3 separate regions of the Mus musculus genome follow, and all the other regions are linked to region 3. The links are chromatin loops, found by intact Hi-C in ENCODE. Cell type or tissue: heart. All regions are shown on one strand.

Region 1 (5,000 bases), 61 kb after region 3:
AAAAGTAATAAATTAACAGAAAACAAATATAAATGACCACTCTTAGGATAGAAAGCAGCTTTCTTAATGTAACTGGTTCTGCGTGCTTTGAAAGGTTAATACCTGAGAATCCATAAAGATGCAAAGTCAAATCATCTACAAACCAATAATAAGAAATTAGAAACGCCAGGGCCAAAAAGGGGGAGTGGGTGGGTAGGGGCTTGTGGGGGTGGGTATGGGGGACTTTTGGGATAGCATTGGAAATGTAAACGAGGAAAATAACTAATAAAAAAAAAAAAGAAAGAAGGGGAAAAAAAAAGAAAAGAAATTAGGGCCTTTCTGAGACCTGGTGGTGTATGCTGCAGAGCTCAGGCCAGTCTGCTCCGTCCTGACTCACCTCTGTTCGATTTTGCTGAGGAATAAGTCAGTCAGGAAGCCGCACCTCCGCCATGGCATTTAAAGATACCCAAGTGGCGATTCACCAAATTCGAATCACGCTCACCAGCCGCTCGCTGGAGAAGGTTGGTACGGACTTGATCAGAGGTGCAGAGGAAAAGAATCTGAAAGTGAAAGGACCGGTGTGCACACCTACCAAGACTTTGAGAATCACTGCCAGAAAAACACCTTGTGGTGAAGGTTCCAAGACATGGGATCGTTTCCAGATGAGGATCCACAAGCGACTATGATTTACATAGTCCTACTGAGATTGTTAAGCAGATTTCTTCCATCAGTATTGAGCCAGGAGCTGAGGTTGAAGTCACCATTGCAAATGCCTAACACAACTGAATAAATCGACTTGTTCAATTAAAAAAAAAAAATTGGGATGTGCTGTCCACATGAAAGTGCAGTATACAGTTACATTGACAGTTGATGAAAATATGGAAGGACCACCTTAGTTCTCAATGGGGAAGGGGAGGGATTTGCATTGATACTAGGCTGTACTTCTGGGCTAGCTCATATGGTTTTGAGAATATTTTCATTGTATTGAATATTTGCATTGGATATTTTGTAATGGACTTGGGAAAACTTTAAAAATGAGTCAAGTCAGAATGAAGAATTGAGTAAACAGTGAGCCAAGTGCAGAACTGGCTGTGGGACCGTGTGGTTGGGATGTTGTGGTTATAAAAAGATAAAGAGGTCTATGAATATGTTCTGTGGGGGTGTGGTGAGGTGTGGGGGAAGGAGTGCCTCAACGGGCCCATGCCAAGGCATCCCCCTCCCCTGAGGGACCAGCCACATGACAGTGTAGTATAGAATAGAGCTTATTCAGGGCATAGGGAGGGGAGTTAAGAGGCTAGTAGAGGCAGAGAAAGGCAGAGAGAGGGAGAGAGTAGAGAAGTGGAGGCTGACCATGTCCACGTGGAGAGAGGGGGGAAGGGAGGGGGAATTTAGACAGAGTGCTAACATTCTCCCCATTTTGGTTTAACTAAAAAAGAAAGATTAGAAAGATGTGATGGCAAAGCGGAAATAGGGTCGTTGTGATATCTGGCTGCTTCCTGCTGACACTGGGGTGACGTTGTCTCTCGGGAACCTAGAGGGATGGATGTGGGGATGTTTGCCCAGTCTCAGGAGAGTGGGCTGCTTCCTTGTCCAGGGTCTGTGGAGCCATCTGAGGACGGGTCAGAAGGAACAGGTCCAGGAGAAGCGTCTGTGTCTGAGACAGGAGATGGAGCATCTGGAGGCTGCTTCTCTGGAGCTGTCCTGGATGTAGTGAGCGCCTGGACTTGACAAGATGCTCAAACACAATATATTTATTATAGAGAGAGATTAAGTACTTTTGGAAGAAAGAATTTTTTTTTCTTAAGATGTACATTTGAAACCCAGGGGAATCTCATCCTCTGGAATAGGTTAGGCAGATGTACTTGTCTGGATGGAGCCTATTTGGTCCATGAGAGGCAGATCTGAGTGGGTTTCCTATAGCTTATCAGTTAAATCGATAACATGAGTGTACTGGCTAGTTTTGTGTCAACTTGACACAGCTGGAGTTATCACAGAGAAAGGAGCTTCAGTTGAGGAAATGCCTCCATGAGATCCAACTGTAAGGCATTTTCTCAATTAGTGATCAAGGGGGAAAGGCCCCTTGTGGGTGGTAACACTCTTGGGCTGGTAGTCTTGGTTCTATAAGAGAGCAGGCTGAGCAAGCCAGGGGAAGCAAGCCAGTAAAGAACATCCCTCCATGGCCTCTACATCAGCTCCTGCTTTCTGACCTGCTTGAGTTCCAGTCCTGCCTTTCTTTGGTGATGAACAGCAATGTGGAAGAGTAAGCTAAATAAACCCTTTCCTCCCCAAGTGCTTCTTGGTCATGATGTTTGTGCAGGAATAGGAAGCCTGACTAAGACAGTAGTAAATATATTCAGACAGGATAGGAATGATAACTTTAGGTAACTTTGACAGGTTGTGTAGGTAAAGTATATTTTGTATTAGCAAAGGAATATTTGGCTAGGACTAGAATAAGAAAGCTGGCACAGTGGCATAAGATGGTGGTGACAGAAATGAGTTTGTCCAGGCAGGTTCAGGCCATGACAACAGGCCAGGGGTGTGGGAGCATGGATAGATAAGTGCTTGGGCCGTTTGTGCTGCATAGCCCACATGGCGGAGGCTGGATGGCAGCAGTTCCCGTGGTAGAGGTCTGTGAGTCTCACAGCAGCCAGTAGGTGGCAGTGGTTCTGGGTGGCAGGGCCTTGGCGTTGGTGGCTGTAGCTGCACAGTGGCCCACATATCGCTGGCTGGGGCGTTAAGCCATGGTGGCTGTAGCTGCACAGCAAGGCCGGCAGACCTGTGGCTCCCCGGGCCGGTGGGTTGGGGCAGAACTGTGCAATGGGCCAGTGGCAGTTGAGGCAGAGGCACCGCAGGTCAGGCCTGTGAGTCTGTGCCTTTGAGGGGCGGGGATTCCTACCAGCAGCCAGAAGTCACGGCCCAGAGTCCACAGTGGGCGGGGAAAGGCAGCTCCTGAAAGAGCGTGTCGTAGCAACGTAGTTGGGGTGCACCCCACCGCTAGCCTTTATAAGTCCTAGACAGAGAGGGAAAGAGGAAGGGAGAAAGGGGCTCGCGTGTGCAGGAAAACGGCTTTGGCAGGGGCCAGCAGGTGGTTGTGCACATGGGACAGCAAGTCTCACAGACGGGACCTCTGGCAGGAAGCAACGGGCTTTTCCCACCACGAACTGAGAGTAAAGGAGCAGAGTGGGGAGGACAGCAAGTAGGGTCCCTAACTGGTGTGCAGCAGGCCACGAGTGAGGAAGGCAGAGACCAGCAGAGTGCACGCAGGCTGAGAGAGCCGAGTGCAACTGCCAGTCCGGGTGAGACTGTCGCAGAGAGCAAGAAGAGGGGAAGGGCAGCAGAGTCCCTGGCAGGGGGCCAGAGCCAGACCCGCTTGAACCGGCAGAACCTGCTGCCACAGTGGGAGTGAGAGCCAGCAACTGAGGGCTGGGGCGAGGGGAAAGTCTGAGCTACAGGTCTTTAGCGAGAAAGTGCTAGTTTAGCGGGGATGTAGACATATTATTTTAGACCAAGACGTCCCATTAAATAGGGACAGAGGTGGCGAAGAGTGACCCCTGGGCGAGAGAATAGCATTATTAACTGCTACTACCAGCGTCCTGAGGGCATTAATAACCCGAGAGAGATTCTAGCACAGGCCAGACTGCCAGGTCATCACCTGTGGGCCGGGAGCCAAGGCTCAGAGCCTGTGCTCTTGAGCCAGAGACCAGTTCACCTTGGCTGGGAATTTCTGAGAAAGAAACTGTCTCCAAGGAGAGGGAAATCTCACACAAGGGGCAAAGTCCTAAAATGGGGGTCAGGGCAGCAGAGGCGTAGCTCTGAGCTCAAGAACTCTCCCCCTGGGACCATGACGGGTTTGCTCTGACCAGTGGGGGATGGGGGGGGGAGGGGGTTACCAGTGAGTGTGGATCTCTTGTGGTGGCTGAAATGGGATGCAAACTGCAGAGTTTCTAGATCCAAGTCTCGGCACCAATGCTGTGATTATAAAAAGGTAAAGAAGAATTAAGATATGTTCTATGGGGGTGTGGTGAGGTATGGGGGAAGGGGATGCCTCAGCCGGCCCATGCCAAGGCATCCCCCTCCCGGAAGGACCAGCCACACAACTGGTATTGTATAGAATAGAGTTTATTCAGGGCATGGGGAGGGGAATTAAGAGAGTAGTAGAGGCAAAGAAAGGCAGCGAGAGGGAGAGAGTAGAGAAGTAGAGGCTGGCCATGACCATGTGGAGTGAGGGGAAGGGAAGAACACAGGAGGGCAAGAGAGAAAAAAGCAGGGGTAAGAGAGAGAGGAGGGGCAAGCAGCCCCTTTCATAGTGGGACAGCTGTTGTCAGGTAACTGGGGAGGAGCATACCTGGCTATTGCCAGGTAAGTGTGGGGCAAGTTTAGACAGAATGCTAACAGGGGGGTCTATCTGGAGTTTACAGGCCAAACAGTGAAGGAAGGATGTGTCTGGAAGGAGAAATTGCTGATACGGGGCTGAGAGAACCAAAAGGAAAGGGAACCTCCAAAATACTGATGAAGGGGGGCTGTAGGGCGGGAGGTGAATGTGGGGTGCCGGGTAAGAAAGAGGCATAGACCAGAACTCGGCCGCCACCCTTTACTAAGAACTGGATACCCAGAGTTAGGAGTCATGAGGGCCAAGCAGGTGTGGAAGGCTCTGTAGGCCCTCCTCTTCCAGGTCCATAAAATGGTAGGAACCAGCTTGAGGCAGGGGAATTGCAGTGTGGGAAATTGCACAACTGTTCCATGAGACAGTCAGGGATCACCAACCTCAGCTGGTAAGGAGACTGCAAAGGCCTCTAGTCAGAGATCTCTAATTCCTAAAAGAATTTATACTGTCAAGAGACTAAGCCCTAAGAGGCAATCTACTACCTCTCTGATTTTCATTTTGATAATGGAATTTCACATCAGTCTAAGTGTGTGGTTGCTGAGACAGCCAGTGTGTCAGAGGGCAGCCTGGGCTAGAGACCGAAAGCCTCTGTCAAAAGAGCTAATAAGGATTTTCACAGTTCAACATAATTCATGTA
Region 2 (5,000 bases), 160 kb after region 3:
TTTATTGATGACTTACAGTCGGCAGCCGAATTCCCAACAATTGTTCAGTCTGTGAATGGAAGTCCAAGGATCTAGCAGTTACTCAGTCTCACGCAGCAAGCAGGCAAAGGAGCAAGAGCAAGAGCTAGAGCTAGACTCCCTTCTTCCAATGTCCTTATATTGTCTCCAGCAGAAGGTGTAGCCCAGATTAAAGGTGTGTTCCACCACACCTTTAATCCCAGATGAAAGGCATAGCCCAGATTAAAGGTGTGTTCCTTAAACTCGGAGATTCAATCTTCTGGAATCCATAGCCACTATGGCTCAAGATCTTCAAACCAAGATCCAGATAAGGATCTCCAAGCCTCCAGATAAGGGTCACTGGTGAGCCTTCCAATTCCGGATTGTAGTTCATTCCAAATATTGTCAAGTTGACAACCAGGAATAGCCACTACAATCCACCCCTTGTCAACTTGACACAAATAATATCTCGTGTTCACATGAAACAATAACAAGGTTGTAAATACGCCTAACCAGGAATAGCCACTACAGTCAGCCAGCTTCCTTATCTGGCTCTGTACTTAGCCTGCTAGTATAGTTGGGAACGTCCCTTCAGAGGGGGAAGGGGCTGAGTGGTCTTGAATTTATTTTGGATTCTACTTTCAGAATATGCAACATGCATGCTTTGCATAGTACATGCCATCACACCACCAATGCATGTCACCTGTAAGACCCTGGTTCAGATTTAAGTATGTTATAAACTGCAGTTCTTGTTCCTTACATAGTTATCTGCTCTTCTGAATCACAGCTTTTTGGGTTAGGGGTTTTTTTGGTAGAAAACAAACACATTTCACACTATCCTACCGTCACCCCTTGCCATTTATTCCTGCACTGTAATACGTCAGATGCATCAGCAATCCGTCTCACTAGTATGCAAAGTTGTTTGCACCTTTAAAAAATATCAATGCTAGATATATGCCAAAACATTATTTTAAAATAAAGTTCTTATTATCAGCAAATGTTTCATATGCACATCTATTTTGTACAGATGAATATCTAAGGACATAAAGATATTTCCTGGTGGAAAAATGGGGTCTCAAGTATAAAGCATTTCAGAATCCCTGACTTTACTTCCACACAAAGGTAACAAGGTTAATAACCATTTACACATGTATCAAGTCCCCTCAAAAGCAAAAATGAATTGACAGATTACACTGACCACTGGGAAAATACGCACACCAATCTCTAGCACAGACAACATGCCAGAGTCCTGGAAAATGAGTCTAGTCACCTAACATCACCCCAGGAAAGGAAGACTAGGTACATATAGCTAGAACCCTACTGTCCAGTGCATAGGAATCTACAGTAACCTATCTAGATCCAGAGCAAACTCTCAGTTCTATATGCTAATGGAAAAGAATCCACTCGTTTCCTGGTCAATCCTGAAAATTTGACCTCAAAGGTCCCATTTCTCTCTAGTAGGGCATTTTGTTAACTGCTGCTGCTGACAGTCGGTCGAGCTTTCCTCTAACCTGCTCCAGGGAGCTAACAGGGCAGGAATCATTAGACCTCCGGCAGCCTGATGAAAGTGCACTGCACAGACAGACCCAGACCCTCCAGTTCCCATCAGGAGTCTGTCCAGATACTTACTGCCATATCTCTAACAGTTGGCTTGTGGGAATACAGGCTAAAATTCAGAAAGCTCTGGGAACAAAGGGACCTGGACACATGAATATCTCTTTCAAGCTATAAAGATGCACAGCTCTAGGGAGAACTAACTACCATTACTTAAACAGACATGATATGAAACTGCCGCTGCCAACATCCCCTATAACCTGAAGATGCTTTGTTCTGCAGCAGGCAGTGGTTGATGCAGGGACTTCCAGCTGGTCAAGGTGTACAGAACAAGGCACTGGACAACTGAGCCTCGAATGGCGCACCTCTACCACATTCCCTATGCCCAAGGCTCGGGGTCATCTTGGGAGAAGGGGAAGAAAGTCTAGGAGGCAGGTGCTAAGGAGGACTGCTCTGAAACACTGCTTTCCCCACCTGTCAGGGACACTGAACTCATGAACTCACAGAAGCTATGACTACAGGCTCAAGATTAAGTCAGGTGAAATTCCAACGTGCCTGGGCTGAGAGGCTCCGAGGCAAGGAGAGTAAAGTTTGCCGTGGCTGTAGCCCAGGCTGCCCGCATTCAGCAAAGACCGTAGACCCTTCTCATGCTGGCAGTGCTAAGTAGTGTAAAGGTTTGTTTTTGTTTTAAATTACATTAGTTGGGGGAAAATTTTTTGGTTTGGTGGGCATGGAAGGAGCTAGAGAAAGGATCTGAACAAAACACATCATATATCACAGGAACTTCTCAAGAGAGTTTTTAAAAGAAGATAAATGCTTAACTATTATAAATTTAGTAATTAGATGTGGTCTATGTGCAGGCTTTGATGGCCTCTTTACTCTGAGACACTATCCTGATGAGAAGCAGGTGCTTTTTGGCAAAGACTTTGTATGATAAAATAGTTTTGTACTGAAGTAAAGGATTGTGAAAAGGAGATCAGAAAAAAAAAAACAAAAAAACAAAAAAACAAAAAAACCAGAAAATTCATGTCACAATGAGACTTATACAAACTAACTTAAGGGACATTGCTAAAAATACATAAAGCTTTCAAAGAGCAAAGACAATATGTTTTCTTAAAAAAAATTTTTTTTTGCAGTTTCTACTAAGTTTGTCAAGATTTTAAATACAGGGTTGGAGAGATAGCTCAGTCTCTCCTAAAGTCCTAAATTCAATTCCTGGCACCCACATGGTGGCTTCTATAATGGGATTTGATGCCCTCTTCTGGCATACAGATGTACATGCAGGTAGAGCACTCATACATAAAAAAATTAGATGAGCATAATGGTACATGCCTTTAAAAAAAATGGGGCTGGTAAACTGGCTCAGCAGTTAAGAAGAGCACTGGCTGCTCTTCCAGAGGTCCTGAGGTCAAGTCCCAGCAACCACATGGTGGCTTACTACCATCTATAAGGGGATTTGATGCCCTCTTCTGGCCTGTGCATCAGAGCACTCATACATTAAATAGATAAAATTACAAATATATATATTTCAATTACAAAAAGTCTTACTGTGAGTCAAGTTTTTAGTGTTACAGAACAGCAGTGTTTCAAACCACAGTTTGTCCTTCAAATCTGTTGTAACTACACTATGGGCATTTAACAGTTATATTGGAATCTAAGACCAGTAAGACAAGGGGTTGAGATGACAATCAATATTTTAGCTAGGTCACAGGAGACCAGAGGATAAACACTTCTTACCAAGACCTTGACCCATCCCGCAGATCACACAACTGATTGAAAGGAGCAAAGGAGGCTAAGGTTCTCCAAACAACCTGCTCAAAGAAACCCTCAAGGAGCCCCGTCTACCCATAACAGGGTCTAATGTGTGGCTATCTACAAGGTCTTAAACACCCAGGAGAAAAGGCTAATCCCAAATAGTATTACAAAATGAAATCCATCAACTCCCAATCATCCTTGCCGAATTCTGCTGAGTCCTGGTATCTACAGTCCCTACAAAGAGAGTCATTCAAGTAACTAGCTCCAGCCAACTTAAAAACCTTATCTGACCCTGAAAGCCCTCAACTCAATAGATCTCAGAGAAAACTAAACACTGGCTTTTTCTTCCTTGTAAACGCCAGGCTTTATTGGACAATCTGGCCAAAGTTTGAATGCAGCGTCCGTGCTGCCAGCACCCATTTTCAACAATTTAACTATGCTAGTCAGTGGGAAAATATAGATAAAATGGACCAAAAAAAAAAAAAGCTTGGGCTGACTGTGGCTGTGAAGGGCTTTTGCCAGCCTTACACCCCCCATCCCCACCCCCCACCCCCCACAGGTTCCCTTTTCTGCCGGGGGGGAGGGGGGGAAGGGGGTCAAGGCTAGGCAAAGTTCGGTTCTCCAACCACAGTTCTTGGGAGGAGCAGGAACATTCTTGAGAAAATGTACTGATAGTCACCTGACCCTCTGCAAAGTCCCAGATAGAGTTCAAATGCGTGCCATGATCTGCCCATGCTTGCTAGCCAATAGATTTAAAAGTCAATATGCTTAGCCAATAAGTTTAAACTGTAACCTTGCTGATGTAACCTGTGCCCCCTAAAAACTATAAAAACTGTGTAATAGCCATTCGGGGGTCACCTAGTCACTTGTCTTGAGGGTCTAATTGAAGGTTGATCCTGATGTGCCGGAAAATAGGCCTCTTGCTTTTGCATCGATCTGTGTCTCAGTGTCTCACTCGGGGGCATCTCGAAGTATCACTAGTGGATCGAGGGTTGGGGTCTTACAGCCAAGCTAGAAAAGGTATTTGCCACCAAGACTGATGTCCACCACATGCACACTATAGCATACCCCCTTATAAATAAATGCAATAAAGCAAAATGTCAAAAATGAAAAGCAAGGTATGTGTGCATTCCTGCAATCCTGCTCAGAGGTAGAAACAGGTGGTCTCTGTGGGTTATAGGCTGGCCTAGTTTACATATTAAGTTCCAGGTTAGCCAGAACTACATACTAAAACCCTGCCTTAAAAAAAAAGCAACTCGGGGCTGGCGAGATGGCTCAGCAGTTAAGAGCACTGACTGCTCTTCCACAGGTCCTGAGTTCAAATCCCAGCAACCACATGGTGGCTCACAACCATCCGTAATGACATCTGATGCCCTCTGGTGTGTCTAAAGACAGCTACAGTGTACTTACATAAAATAATAAATAAATCTAAAAAAAAAAAAAAGCAACTCGGGGCTGGTGAGATTGAAAGACCTCACAACGTGAGGACTCAGGAGAGGCGACACCCTAAATCACTCACGAGAAAGTCTTGTTGCAAACTGCAAGAGGACTTTTAATTCAAGAGCGCTCTCGGGCCCACGGTCATACACCACGCAGGGGTAGAGGACCGTGGCGCCCTGAGTAGATCCAGGGACACTGGGAAAACAGACCTGGTGTCTACTGGGAAATAAGACTTTACTGAGAAAAATATGTAT
Region 3 (5,000 bases):
TACAATACATGCATAAAAGGAGACGCCCATTAGCCAGATAACCTGACGTGGAGAACCTTTGTCTGATCCTTTTTGCCACTGCTTTCTGGTCAGGTCTTGGCCTTTTCTCTTTCTGTAAAAATATAAATATTTATGTTATTGTATTACTTTGTCAATTGTGAGAATGTATGTGATTTTTGAAAACTTTAACTTGAAATATATATTTTGGAGTGTCCTTGATAAAGTTAATGTTACCACATTTTTGAGGTTAATTTTATCTACAAGAAACATAATTATTTGTTTAAAAGAATAGATCCTCTGAAGATGAAATACTCATTTTTCTAGGGCCCTATCTCACCTTGAGATCCTTGTCTTTAAAAGAATATTTTTATGTATATGGATGTTCTGTCTACATGTATGTCTGTGTATCATGTGTGTACCTAGAATCCACATAGGCTGAAGGGGAAACTGGACAGCTAGGGCTGGAGTTACAGGTGGTTGTGAGCCACCACGTGGGTGCTGGGAATTAAACCTAGTTCCTCTGGAAGAGCAACCAATGCTCTTGATTGCTGAGCCATGTCTCAAGCCCCTTGGTTAGATGATGATAATCTGGGATTGTATGCATTACCACCATATCCAGCAATGATTTTTTAAAAAGATTTATCTATCTATCTATCTATCTATCTATCTATCTATCTATCTATTTATTTATTTATTATATGTAAGTACACTGTAGCTATCTTCAGGCGCACCAGAGAGGGCATCAGATCTCATTATGGGTGGTTGTGAGCCACCATGTGGTTGCTGGGATTTGAACTTTGAACCTTTGGAAGAGTAGTCGGGTGCTCTTACCCACTGAGCCATCTCACCAGCCTGATTTTTTTTTTTTAAATGAGAAAAGTTATTCCAGCTTATAAGCTTAAGAAAGAACTGCTATGGGTCAGAGACTCACACAGAAATGTTAGGAGACAACTGCAGTGGTCTAGGGGTGTGCTCTTGAATCTGTAGCATGGCTTCTGGGATAGACCAGCTTCATACATGGGAGCTATTGTACTGGTGGGTGCTGCTATCCTTATTACCACTATGATCAAGACATTAATGAAAGGTCAACGCTACAGGGCGTGGTAGTAGGAAAAAAAACCTACAAGTTTAGAGTAGCAATACTGCTTTATCCATGCTAGCTAGAATCAAATTGTTTACAATGAAACCAAGGATTACAGAGGCAACAGCCCGAAGGCACAACGGCTACATAAATTTCCAATGACTCATTCCCAAGACTGACCTACACAGCCACACCCCAAGTACCCACACCCCTTTTCCTGTTCAGTGCTTGAAAAAAAATTCAGGCATCCGTTCCCTTTGGTTTATAGGTAGCAAATTCTAACAACCCCACACACCACACACTTAAACAAAGCTCCTTCCATTTTCTATCATTTCACAGCTCCAAGGCACCAAGGAAATTTATTATTCTTGTTATACTGTGGTCCCAAGGATCTGAATTCTTAGAAGTTGCTCTTAAAGAAGTTCTTATTCCATGCCCCAAATTCAGTTTATTACAATCTATACATTTTTAAATTCTTTATTACTTAGAAAAACATCATTAATTTATTTCCTGTGTGTGTGTGTGCAGGTCAGAGGACAATTTGCTGGAACTGGTTCTGGGTCTAGAATTCAGGTCCCAAGACTTGGTAGCAAGCGCCCTCATAGCTAGCATGTGCTCTGTCGCTGGCCCCAAGCTTCCTATTTTTATTTAGCTTTGATTCTGGACTTGACCCTTCAACACTTTCAGTTTTTCTGTTCAATAAGCACAGTTGATCCTGTTATGGACTCATTTAGGACACAGAGACTCAACCATAAACCTTGCTACCATACATCTGTTTTACACAATCTCGTAAGGACTTTAGCTCTCACAGCACCAACCTAGGCACAGAGATTTTGGTGCTTTGTCGACCTTTTGACGTATAAAGGCAAACAGTTCTACTACCAGAGGTTTGGCAACCCATCTTTTTAGACACATTCTTGGAAAGCCTAGCAGAATGTCAAATGGTAAGACACTGTGAGGGTCTCCAAAAGACCCTCCCAGGAAGAGGAAAAGGAAAGTCAGATTAAAAGTTACTCGTGCAATAGTTTGTCCTGCTTTCTGCCTGTTAAACGGGAACTTTTATTAAATATGGACTTTCCGATTGTCCCTTCTCTCAAAGTGTTCTCACTGCTGGCTTTGGGTAGTTGACTGGGATTTAAAACCGAAGGGTCTGTTACTGTCATCTCTTTTCCCCACCAAACAAAGAACTAGTCACTGGCTGAGAGTGTGGGGACCCGCCAGAGTGGTCTCTCAGGAGGTCAAGCTGGCTGTCTAGTCCCACTTCTGGTGGCAGGATCAGGCCCAAAGGCCAGAGGGCCGGACCGGGTTCGTAAGGCCCACGGAGGAAGAAGGCAGGGCGGCGGGAGCTGACAGAGTCAGGAAGGGACCCGCTACGGCGTGCGTGGGTGCGTGCGGGATGGCAGGGCCCTCTCCCTAGGCAGTTCAACGGCAGAACCGTCTCCACCCAAGCGGAGGAGAGAGAGCAGTGCTCGCAGCTCCGGACCAGTCCCAACTTGGCCGCATCACGTGACCTAGCTCAGGGGCGGGGGCAAGCGGCCCGCCCGGCCCCGCCCACCCCGCGCGCATGCGTGTCGTCCGGGGCGCTGAAATTCAAATTTTGAACGGCCGTGGTAGCCTACCGACTCCGTGGGTGCGGAGGGCAGAGCCGACTGGGTGTGAGAGCGCCCGCCGCCTCGACTGCAGTCCTCCTCCAGGAGCTGCGCCGAGCCTGCACTCACTTCTTTCCTCTTCCTGAGTTTGAACCGTCGGACCCACCGTCTAGCCGTCCACTGGTGAGGCCTGGGGCGATGGACCCGTTTACCGAGGTGAGAGACTCTGCGGGCGCTGTGAACCATGACCCCTGCCGACTCCGGGACCCCCGCCCGCGCTGTCAGCCTGCGGCCAGCGTGGCGCGTGCGCACAGCGAGCGTGCAGCCGGACGGAAGCCGCGGGGTCGCAGCCGCCCCGGCTTCGCTGCTCCGTCCCTGGCTCTGGGGAAGGCAGGGCCTCAAAAACCCCATGCAAACCCCGAGCTCTGTAGTCGTTTAGCCTTCCTCCACTCCCCCAAGTGCTGGCTCGGGGTGTGAGCGCCTGGGCGCTCTGGCTTGAGCCTGCCCCCCCGGCTCCCGGGACTTAAAGCACGCTTCCCTCCATCCTTCATCCGTCTTGCTGTGACCCGGGAGAGTGCCGCTCAGGGGCCTAGTGGGACAAGCCCTGCCCTAAAGCTGGAATAGTTGGCAGGGTGGAGTCGGCCCAGTGACTCGTACTGTGTGCTTGGAATCTGATGGAAGTGATAAAGGACTTCACAGGCCCAGAGGAGCTTGAGCGCTTAAGAATCCTGTGATGAAACCACCGAAGTCTAAATGAGCAGGTGCTTTAGCCTGGCGTCCTTCATAAGTCACGGCTCTACTAACTTTAGAAAGAAAGTCTCATGCACAGGGTTGATACTGGTTGAAAGGAAACAGGGCTTATAGTTACCTCAGCGTGTACAAAACAAAATTATAAGTGTATGCTGTAGGGTTGGTACACCTCAGTGTTTATGTAGCGTATCATTTCAACAATGCTTTCCTCATCTCTTCCTTGGAAATAAGGTCTAGATTCCGTTGTTAATCTTATTATTTATGCCTAGTTTTAGCTTCACGTTGCAGCTGTACACCGACATTCAGGATTGCGTGTTGCTGTTGGCCCATTCTTTTATTGCAGGACAGTTCCTCTTTTTCTTTTGCTTCAAGCTGTTCTTTAAATTTCAAGACTTGTGAGTTTTGTAAAGTGGGCATACAGTGTTTCTGTACTACATTGAAAAATGTCGTAGAGGATAGTAATAATTTATTTTGGGTAGTGTAGTTAACAATTCCATAAGCTAAGCCCAAGATACTAGTTAAGGATTTCAACAATTAAAGATTTCAACTTGACAGTTATGCTGCCCCACACACCCTGTGCTCCGTTTGAAGTTCTCAGTTATCTTGAGGAAAACAACATTTTGATAACGTTAGAATTTCTAATAGAGGACTGGAGAGATGGCTCAGCTGCCAAGAGCACTGGCTTCTCTTCCAGAGAACCTAGGTTCAATTCCCAGCACCCATTTGAGTCTCATAAAAGCCTGTAACTCCAGTCTCGGGGAAGCTAATGTCTTCTTCTGGCCTCCAGGGACCCCAGATACATATGTGGTACCCAGACATACTTGTGTATGGTATCCCTATACAGACAAATAAATGAATTTGAAAAAAATTCATTTTAATAATAATAGAAGCAGCCACGACATATTTTGTAGCAGCTATAGCGAATAGGGACAATTATTCACCAAATATTTGTCACTTACATTGAATCTTTAAATTTTTATTTATATGAGCCAGGCTTTGTGGCGCATACCTTTGATCCTAGCGCTCAGCGGGCAGAGGCCTGAGGATCTCTTGAGTTCAAGCCAGCCTGTTATTCCAAATGCAACTAATATATATAATCATTTTCCAAGACAAGGTTTATATGTGTGTGTGTTTGCACATTGACTTATGAGTTTGAATTTTTTATTGAAAGCATTCTTAAAACTTGCATGCAGTAAAGTTACCACAATTCTAGATAGTATTGACTTTAAAAATGATATTTTGTGACTAAAAGAATAAAATTACTTAAAATAGTGCTATATACAGGAACAAAACTCTTTGGAAAGTTGGTTGAAATTTGTCCTTTAACTTAAAAATATCCTTTTGAAAGTAGTTCAAAACTCAGACCAAAAAATCTTCTTGTTTGGGTTCTTTTAGAATGTGTTTGAAAATGTGCATGCCTTAATGTGTAGTTTATATTATAAAAGCTAGGTCAGTTGCAGTTAGAATAACAGCTTTGAAATCTTTTCCTTAATTGGTAATGAGAACACAGAGTGAGTTCCAAGACTAGGTGCTCAGTGATAACATTCAGAACATTTTTGTACTGTGAAATGAGTTTCTAA

Evidence for each region. Hi-C counts contacts between places; a loop is a spot of excess contacts. Peaks named below come from ENCODE experiments on the same cell type or tissue, not always from the same donor. Only the 100,000 strongest peaks of a DNase experiment are listed, where the experiment ranks them.
Region 1: it touches region 3 in a loop (2.0-fold over the local background); 2 of 42 quality-filtered maps call a loop at or near these places.
Region 2: a loop joins it to region 3, with 2.2 times the contacts of the local background. A loop is called at or near these places in 3 of 42 quality-filtered maps.

What each region holds. Positions count from the first base shown.
Region 1 is chr9:22,325,929-22,330,928 of GRCm38, reverse strand. It overlaps the pseudogene Gm6607. Among named protein-coding and RNA genes, the nearest start is that of Zfp810, 21 kb to the right of the region's middle. In heart, no CTCF peak of the experiment used is centred here; a DNase peak (open chromatin) is centred at 2,908; H3K4me3 peaks cover 1,471 bases; H3K27ac peaks cover 1,319 bases.
Region 2 is chr9:22,228,572-22,233,571 of GRCm38, reverse strand. All of the region lies in intron 1 of Zfp809 (zinc finger protein 809), which reads right to left. Among named protein-coding and RNA genes, the nearest start is that of Zfp809, 5.4 kb to the right of the region's middle. In heart, a CTCF peak has its summit at 2,821 (motif pointing left); no DNase peak of the experiment used is centred here.
Region 3 is chr9:22,386,856-22,391,855 of GRCm38, reverse strand. Anln (anillin, actin binding protein) reads left to right here and starts at 2,650. Exons shown (of 24, transcript NM_028390.3): 1 at 2,650-2,886. The coding sequence starts at 2,869. It also overlaps a transcript of 9530077C05Rik not described here. In heart, a CTCF peak has its summit at 2,539; DNase peaks (open chromatin) are centred at 2,565 and 3,105; H3K4me3 peaks cover 3,149 bases; H3K27ac peaks cover 3,305 bases.